Linked DNA regions of Homo sapiens: region 2 is linked to region 1. A link is a loop called in an ENCODE intact Hi-C map of the cell type or tissue named here. Cell type or tissue: PC-3. All regions are shown on one strand.

Region 1 (4,000 bases):
ACAAAAAACAATTCGGTCATTTATTTGTTCTTTAATTTCCTCATTCATTTATTCAAAAATATTTATCAAGTGAAACACTATTATAAAAATATAAAAACTTTGTTTTAATATATGATTTTTAAGAATGAAAGGAAACATGGAAAACAGCACACTAGTACCTCTATAGAGTTCCACAGTTTGAAAGAGTGATATTTAATATAATATTTAAAATGAAAGCAAAGCACTTAGTTTGTAGGATATTTTGAAACAAATATAATGGAATCTCACTGTAAAATGGCTTTTTGTGGCTTAGATTGGGAACTGCAACATTTCAAACCATGCCCCAAATCATAATGGCATTCAGTAAGAACTTACTATACTAGATGCTTTAGCTCCAAAATTATTGAATGGCTTAACCACTGATTCCAAGCAGAAAGCCCTTTCTCTATGAATTATCACATTTTTTTTTCTTTTTCTAACAGATTCCAGAGGGGTGACTACCATATTGATGTCTGTATCAATGACTACCTGGATGTTTTCTGCCCTCACTATGAGGACTCCGTCCCAGAAGATAAGACTGAGCGCTATGTCCTCTACATGGTGAACTTTGATGGCTACAGTGCCTGCGACCACACTTCCAAAGGGTTCAAGAGATGGGAATGTAACCGGCCTCACTCTCCAAATGGACCGCTGAAGTTCTCTGAAAAATTCCAGCTCTTCACTCCCTTTTCTCTAGGATTTGAATTCAGGCCAGGCCGAGAATATTTCTACATCTGTGAGTATATAGAGATTTATCGTGTTGTAGGGCAGCTGCAAGAACCCAGACTAATTTTTTACCCATGTTTCAGAGAATTGCAGAGAGCTGGACTCTGCATTACAGATATCTCCTTGTAAATGCGTACATCAGGATCCCTAGATACATTAGCTGGGAATTGAGAGCACAAATTAGATTAAAGACAGAGCGCGTCTCCCCCTATGAAATTACGTGTCAGCCTGTTCACTGAACCACTGCTGACTTGTATTTTTTTTAAATGAAAATTGCCAGGACTTCTCCAAAGCTCAGGAAAAGAAAAAAAGACTCCTGAAAAAAAAATTAAAGGAAATAATTAAATTTACATAGCTTGGAGTCATTGGATTTCTTATTCAGGTGTCAGCAATATCCTTTCAATCTTCCACATTTTCAGTGGAGGAAGCCAAAACTCCTGGACATGTCAGCATGTTGACGATAAATACTCTCTTTGCAGCAAGGAGAAAAGATAATTATTAAGAGTAGCTCTGTCTTTAAACAGGAAAGACTTGTGAAGAAGTGTCTAGAAGGGGTTCCAAGGTAACTGGTATGAGCGAGTTTCCGACCTGTGAGCATTGAGTGACTCTGTCCTGGGAGAGCTCTAAAACTTTCTCAGTAGACTTCTGTATTAATCAGAATGCCTGGCCTTGTTTCTTCTCCATTATATACCCATCACTTCTTCATACCTCCTACTATCATATGTTATAGGTAAATGCTTCTCAAACTTCACCGTGCATAGTGTTATCTGGGGATCTTGTAATGCATTCTGACTCAGGAGGTCTTAAGGCAGGGCCTGAAATTCTGGATGTATGAAGCTCCCAGATGCTGCTGCTGCTACTGAACTGTGGACCACACTTTGAGTAGCAAGATTATAGGTGGTAGCTACTTTAAGCAGCTTGTTGTGTATCTGGACTTTAACTAGTATTTATATTTAAACTATCTGGCCTTTCCCATGTATTCTCACTGTCAACTGAAGAGGTTAAAAGTTTACTTGTTAAAAAATACATTTATTGGACAGCTTAATCTGAGCTGAGAAATGCTGGGGGATGCAAGATGAAAAGATATTCCCTGTTCTTAGGGAGTGACCTTTCACTGGGGAGCAGACATGTAAATAGGCAATTAAAGTATAAGTCGACAATTGCTGATGATGAAGATAAATTCAGGGAGTAGTGAGAACATGGAGAAAGTTGTGCCTCACCTGCTTGGAAGAATCAGGAAATGCAACCACACACAGTGGGTAGAGATCCAAGTTATACCACTCAGTATGCTTAGCATCGACTTTCACCCCAGCTTGCCAGACAAACAAGAACATTCTTTTTTCTGACTCATTTCTTCAGTCCAAATGTCCCTACCCACTCACAACTTACACGGTTTAAGTCTACAGGGATTTCTAGCTCCTCTCCTTCTCCAGAAAACAGAATTTTATAATAAGTCAGATTTCACCATCACAATGATAACTGTCACTTATATTGGAATTGAATTTAAAAAGGAAATTGAACAGTACCAGTTTTATTATTTCAGTACATATTTCAGTCATTAGTCATGAGAAAACATGCAAAAGCCTTGATACTATCTCACATTTGATCCATAAAACAAGAAAAGGAATATTGAGTCCCACAGATGCAGGAAGCACTGGCATACAGTGAATTCACACTTCTCAGGCAGCATGTTCTTGACTTTTATTGCTTTTTTACTTTGTGAAAGAATCTCATTCAGCATATGAGAAAAAGGAAAGAGGAGGACTTCATTTGTGGGACAGCAACTCATTAGTTGTCTCACTGTAAAATACTATACCAATGTAAGAGAAAATTCTTGCTAGTTTTGAAATTTTCTTACTGGCTTCTCAGATTAAAAAAACAACAGCAAAAGCAAAAATCAAAAATGAATAGAGAGCACCAAGATGAGGAACATACCCACTAACTAACTAGTTGATTGCCTGATTATTAGAAATTATAGAATTCATTCAGCTTCATAAGCAAGATGTTATTATTCAAATATACCCATAGCGCTTATGACTGGTTTTTCCTCATTTGTGGTTAAATTCAATATTTCACTAAAAATCATTATGTGACTTCTATAACATTCATTTAACGGAGTCATTTAACTGTCAAGGGCTTCCGTCAAAGTAATTGTTCCAAAATGCTTCAAAATATGAAGAGCTTTTTGCTGTTCAGCTGAGTTTAACTTGAATTACTTTTTTTAATGAAAGGTAAAATAGCACAAAATTAGCAGCAAAAAGATGTTCATTAACAAGAAGCACAGTGGCTTGGTGTTCAGTTAAATTGAATTTTCAACCATGTTTTCGACCCGCAAAGGCATCCTTCCCTGTCTTTTTAGTAATGAAAGGGTTTCTTCTCTTCCACCACTGCAGTCAGGAGCAGCAGAGCTAACATGGTTGTCTTACAGACGTTTAATGTACTGTGGTCATAATTAAACTAAAGGATTCTTAGGGGAGAATTGGCCCTCAGTTGAATTTTCCTCTTCCCTAATGTGTGTGGAATGAACAAGATGATTGGGAAATAGCTATTTTCACACTTACTACGTTACAAGATGCTCTATTGCTGATCTCAGGAACAAGCTTCACTGCCCACCAGTCAATTTTACAGAATGTTCTTGCTAGGACAGCAGTACCTCTTAGCTCCTCATAGCCTTAAAATCTCTTCTTACTTTCCCTAGAAAAAAGAAAGCTGGCTGTGCACAGTGGCTCACATCTGTAATCCTAGCACTTTGGGAGGCCGAGGCGGGTGGATCATGAGGTCAGGAATTCAAGACCAGCCTGGCCAAGAGAGTGAAACCCCATCGCTACTAAAAAAAAAAAAAAAATACAAAAATTAGCTGGGCATGGTGGCAGGAGCCTGTAATCTCAGCTACTTGGGAGGCTGAGGCAGGAGAATCACTTGAACCAGGGTGGCAGAGGTTGCAGTGAGCCGAGATTGAGCCACTGCACTCCAGCCTGGGTGACAGAGTGAGACTCCGTCTCAAAAAAAAAAAAAAAAAAAAAAAAAATGAAAGAAAGAAAAAAGAAAGCTATAGCTTTTTGGCCATCCTGCTTTATGGTGCTAGGAGTAGGCTTAAGTATAGTGAAGACTGTGGAGTGCCAAAATTCAGATACAAACACAGATTTGGAGGAAGGGAAGACAAGGATTTCATAACAAGCTATTCACCTCATTACTTAGAGAGGACATGAGTCAGAAGATTCTTATCAACATTTGCCTTATCCTCAACCAGATTTCT
Region 2 (4,000 bases), 97 kb before region 1:
AAGTTGTAATATAATTGTCTTCATTTTTACATAAGAAACAGAGGCCCAGAGAGGTTAAATTTTCTGTCAAAAGTCTCTCAGGCAATGCTGGATCTGAATGTAAAATCCCTTTAGGTCATCAAGCTTGTGTTCTTTTCCCTTATACTTTGCTATTACTCTAAGATTAATACATGTAAATCAGAAGTGCAGTTTGTGTATGATATAAACATATATGCCTAATCTGCATTAACAGTATGAGTTTAATTAAAACTGGGAGCTTGCATGCTACTAATTTTTAGAAGTTTAATATTTACTACTATTGAAATTTCTAGGGTGACTCTGAGTATGAAGCAACTATCCAGAAAGTTTCTAAAATTGCAAAAGTGGTATCACTATAGGCAAAGGTGGATAGATGCTGTAAAAAGGACATCCCTTCTGCACTTCTGGGTTTTCTGCTGGTTCACTCTAGGCCTGAGGGGATATCAAGGAAAGTTACCTCTCCTTGGATTTAATCATGAAGTTTGACTTTACCTAATGTGTAAAAACCCAGTTTGGCTTTTAGTGAAGCAAATAACTTCACAGTTTTCTCCTATATTCAGTATGGCTAGCATCATTAGACCTGTATGTAGTTAACTTTCTTCTTCTCTGTTTGCCAGTAGTAAAAAATGTGTTTGCATTAGTGGAGTAAATAGTAGATGATGTATAAATAGTATAGCTTGCCTATTGTTTTTCACCTACCTGAAGCTGTTGTTGCATTTTTAACATGCTTAGACATTTTCCTATTTTGAGGCACTTTTTGATCAGCTGTGACTCACTCAACCTGTGCTGTGGGCCATTTTCTGTGACCAGGCAAACAACTATGTTTTGCCATTATTAATATCCCTCCCTCATTGCTCCTACTGGGACAGCTGGTGCCCACAATGGCTTTATGTTACTTCCAGTGAATTTTTTGCTCACAAATCTGGCCTGCCAGGAACATAGGTGAGTAACTTCAAGTTAAAGAGTCACTCATGGTAATTTCAAGTTAGAATGTGCGTGGCTCAGTGACTTCATCTACGGTAAAGATTGCCATGGGTGAAAAGAGGTTAAATAGTATCATTTTGGTTGACTAACTACATGAATTACAAAACAGAAGAACCCAACAGGTTGATTATCAAGATCTAAACAACTGGCATTAAAAAGGAATCTATTAATTGCTATCATGAACCTTAAAGATATTCATTCAGAACCCAACCTGATACTTTAAATTGCTGTGCAGTTTAATTATTTTCTATTAGCATAGAGAAATGAATTGGAAGGTAAGAAGGGAGCTATATCTCCTATTGTTAATTGCAAATAATAATCTACAGTCTGCTTCTGCTACCTGTTGTCATTCTTCCCTACCAGCTAAATATAAAAGCACCCATGCATTGCTCACCTGCATAAAGAGAAGAAGGAAAGTCTGATTTGTTATTACAAAGGGATTTATTTCAAAAAGGAAAGTGAAGGGATGACAGATAAGTGCACTTAAACCTTTTGAGCATTACAGAAAGCTTGTAGAATTCGGGTAACTGAATGTAATCTCTGTATTCTCCGTTAACGATAGAGCCTCTTGGACAGACTGAAGTTGTGCCTGGAACCATAATACTCTCTTTATGCCACTGTCTTCCTTCTTAGCAGGCCGAAAGGCACACACTCATGGCTGATTCATCTGCTCTCCACCTGCTGGCCCCCTTGTGAGCCAGAGCTTTTGGATCTGATGTAGCCTTTTGGGTGTTTGCACAAAGGGCTGGCACATTTGCAAGTGGTATGTCTGCTTGCAAAGCAGTGGGACACCAAAAACATTAAACACAGATTGTTTGGGGTTTAAGCAAATCTAAGACAAACAAGTTGAATATCTGAGACTATTTCTTAAAAAAAAAAAGGAAGCACATATTTCTGATTTTCATAACTGAATGATATCATGGCTATTTCCCAACTCTGGATAATACTAAGATAGCTGCCCTTCCAGAGGTGTCTGGCATATGTAAAATCTTTCAAAAGCAAAGGTAAGAACACACTAAAAGAGGAGAAATATTGTCTGGTCTGTGTGAAGATTGGCCATAGTTGGTTAAAATAAACAAACAAACGAAAAAACAGTACTAATTGAGCTTAGTGATATTAACTTGGTAAATTAAGCCAGTTTGTCTCTTTGCTTTATCTGTCTTGTGGAATCTGTATCAGTGGAAATTAAATAGTCTTTACATTTGATGAACCCTGTTTAGGTGTTGGAAATACCCATCTATTTGTTAAAAAGGCAAGGTCCCATGATTTAGTGAATGGGGGATACAGACAGCCTTTATTCAAGTAACTGAATAAACAAAAGAATTAGAGAGTGTGATGAGTTTGAATAAAAAATATAGTTCATAAAAACCAGAAATGTGATAGAGCATAGTGGCTGGAAGAAAGTTACCCAAGTGGCTTGGGTAGTCAATGAAGTTGACTCCAACATGCAGTAGTACTTGGACTGAGGCCAGAAAAATTAGAAAGAGGCCAGGCATAGCAACTCATGCATATAATCCCAACCCTTTGGGAGGCCAAAGTGGATCACTGGAGGTAACGTCGACCTCAAGTGAGATCGTGTCTCTAAAAAAAATAAATAATTTATTTTTAAAATTAGCTGCATGTGGTGGCACGTGCCTATAATCCTAGCTACTTGGGAGGCTGAAGTGTGAGGACCACTTGAACTCAGGAGTTCCAGCCTGCAGTGAGCTATAATTACACTACTGCACTCCAGTCTAGGCAACAGAAGGAGACCCTGTGTCTTTAAAAAAAGACAAAGAAAAAAAGAAAGAGAGTGAGAAAGAGCCAGGAGACATAGGTTTTAGTGGCTCTGTGAGGCATAAAGTCCTGGGTGACCCCATGGATATTTCAAAGAGGTCTTCACATTTCCTTGTATCACAAAATTTGATGGGTGACTAATAAAACATGTACAGATGTGCCTTAGAATACATGTAGCATTATTATCCCCCAATAATATGCATGCTAGTGAGTACAAATTCATATAAAAAGTTACTGCACTAGAGTACTTTTTGTCATGTTGTACTTTTTAGTGTTCAGATAACAGAAATACAGCTGCTTCATGGAAGAGTTTTCATTCTTGAAAATACTATGGACCGTTGCTATATAATATTGTTAGGTGCATGAGGATGATTTGTCCACTCTTGTAACAGAAAAAGAAAGCATAAAATGCCTAGCAAGATGGTGTACCTGTAGTCCTAACTAATCCAGAGGCTGAGGCAAATTGCCTGAGGCCAGGAGTTGGAGGCTGTAGTGTGCAATGATCACTGATCCTGTGAATAGCCACTGCCCACTCCAGCCTGGAAAACATAGCGGGAACTGACTAAGAAAGAAAAAAAGACATACAATAATATATAGATGGTCTTCAACTTACAATTTATGCACTTTACGATGGTATGAAAGGGACACACATTCAGTCAAAACTATACTTTGAATATTGGGTTTTGATCTTTTCCCAGGCTGGCGATATGCAGTACAGTATCTGTCACGAAGCTGGGCAGCAACAGTGAGTTGCAGTTCCCAGTAAGCCGCGCAATCACTAGGGTAGACAACTAGTACTTGGTGGCTCATGCCTGGAATCCCAGCACTTTGGGAGGCTGAGGTGGGAGGGTTGTTTGAGCCTAGGAGTTTAAGACCAGCCTGGGCAACATATGGAAACCCTGTCTCTCCAAAAAAAAAAAAAAATATATATATATATATATATAGCCAGGTGTGGTGGCACATGCCTGTGGTCCCAGCTACTAAGGAGGCTGAGAGGTAGGAGGATCACTTGAGTCCCAGGAGGTCAAGGCTGCAGTGAGCCATGATCATGCCATTGTACTCCAGCCTGGGCCACAGAGCGAGATGAGACCCTGTCTCAAATAAATAAATAAATAAGTAAATACATACATACATACATACTCTAAAGTTTATTGTGTGGCCAGATGATTTTGCCAAACCATAGGCTAATGTAAGCGTTCTGAGCATGTTTAAGGTAGGCTAG

What was found. A loop is a pair of places that touch in the nucleus more often than their neighbours do. Peaks named below come from ENCODE experiments on the same cell type or tissue, not always from the same donor. Only the 100,000 strongest peaks of a DNase experiment are listed, where the experiment ranks them.
Region 2: a loop joins it to region 1, with 2.3 times the contacts of the local background. A loop is called at or near these places in 2 of 110 quality-filtered maps.

The regions. Positions count from the first base shown.
Region 1 is chr5:107,423,971-107,427,970 of GRCh38, reverse strand. EFNA5 (ephrin A5) reads left to right here. Exons shown (of 5, transcript NM_001962.3): 2 at 462-754. Among named protein-coding and RNA genes, the nearest start is that of EFNA5, 240 kb to the left of the region's middle. In PC-3, no CTCF peak of the experiment used is centred here; DNase peaks (open chromatin) are centred at 2,000 and 2,340; H3K4me3 peaks cover 767 bases; H3K27ac peaks cover 3,271 bases.
Region 2 is chr5:107,521,179-107,525,178 of GRCh38, reverse strand. The region is part of intron 1 of EFNA5 (ephrin A5); the gene reads left to right. Among named protein-coding and RNA genes, the nearest start is that of EFNA5, 150 kb to the left of the region's middle. In PC-3, a CTCF peak has its summit at 1,683 (motif pointing left); DNase peaks (open chromatin) are centred at 938 and 1,698; H3K4me3 peaks cover 1,026 bases; H3K27ac peaks cover 2,350 bases.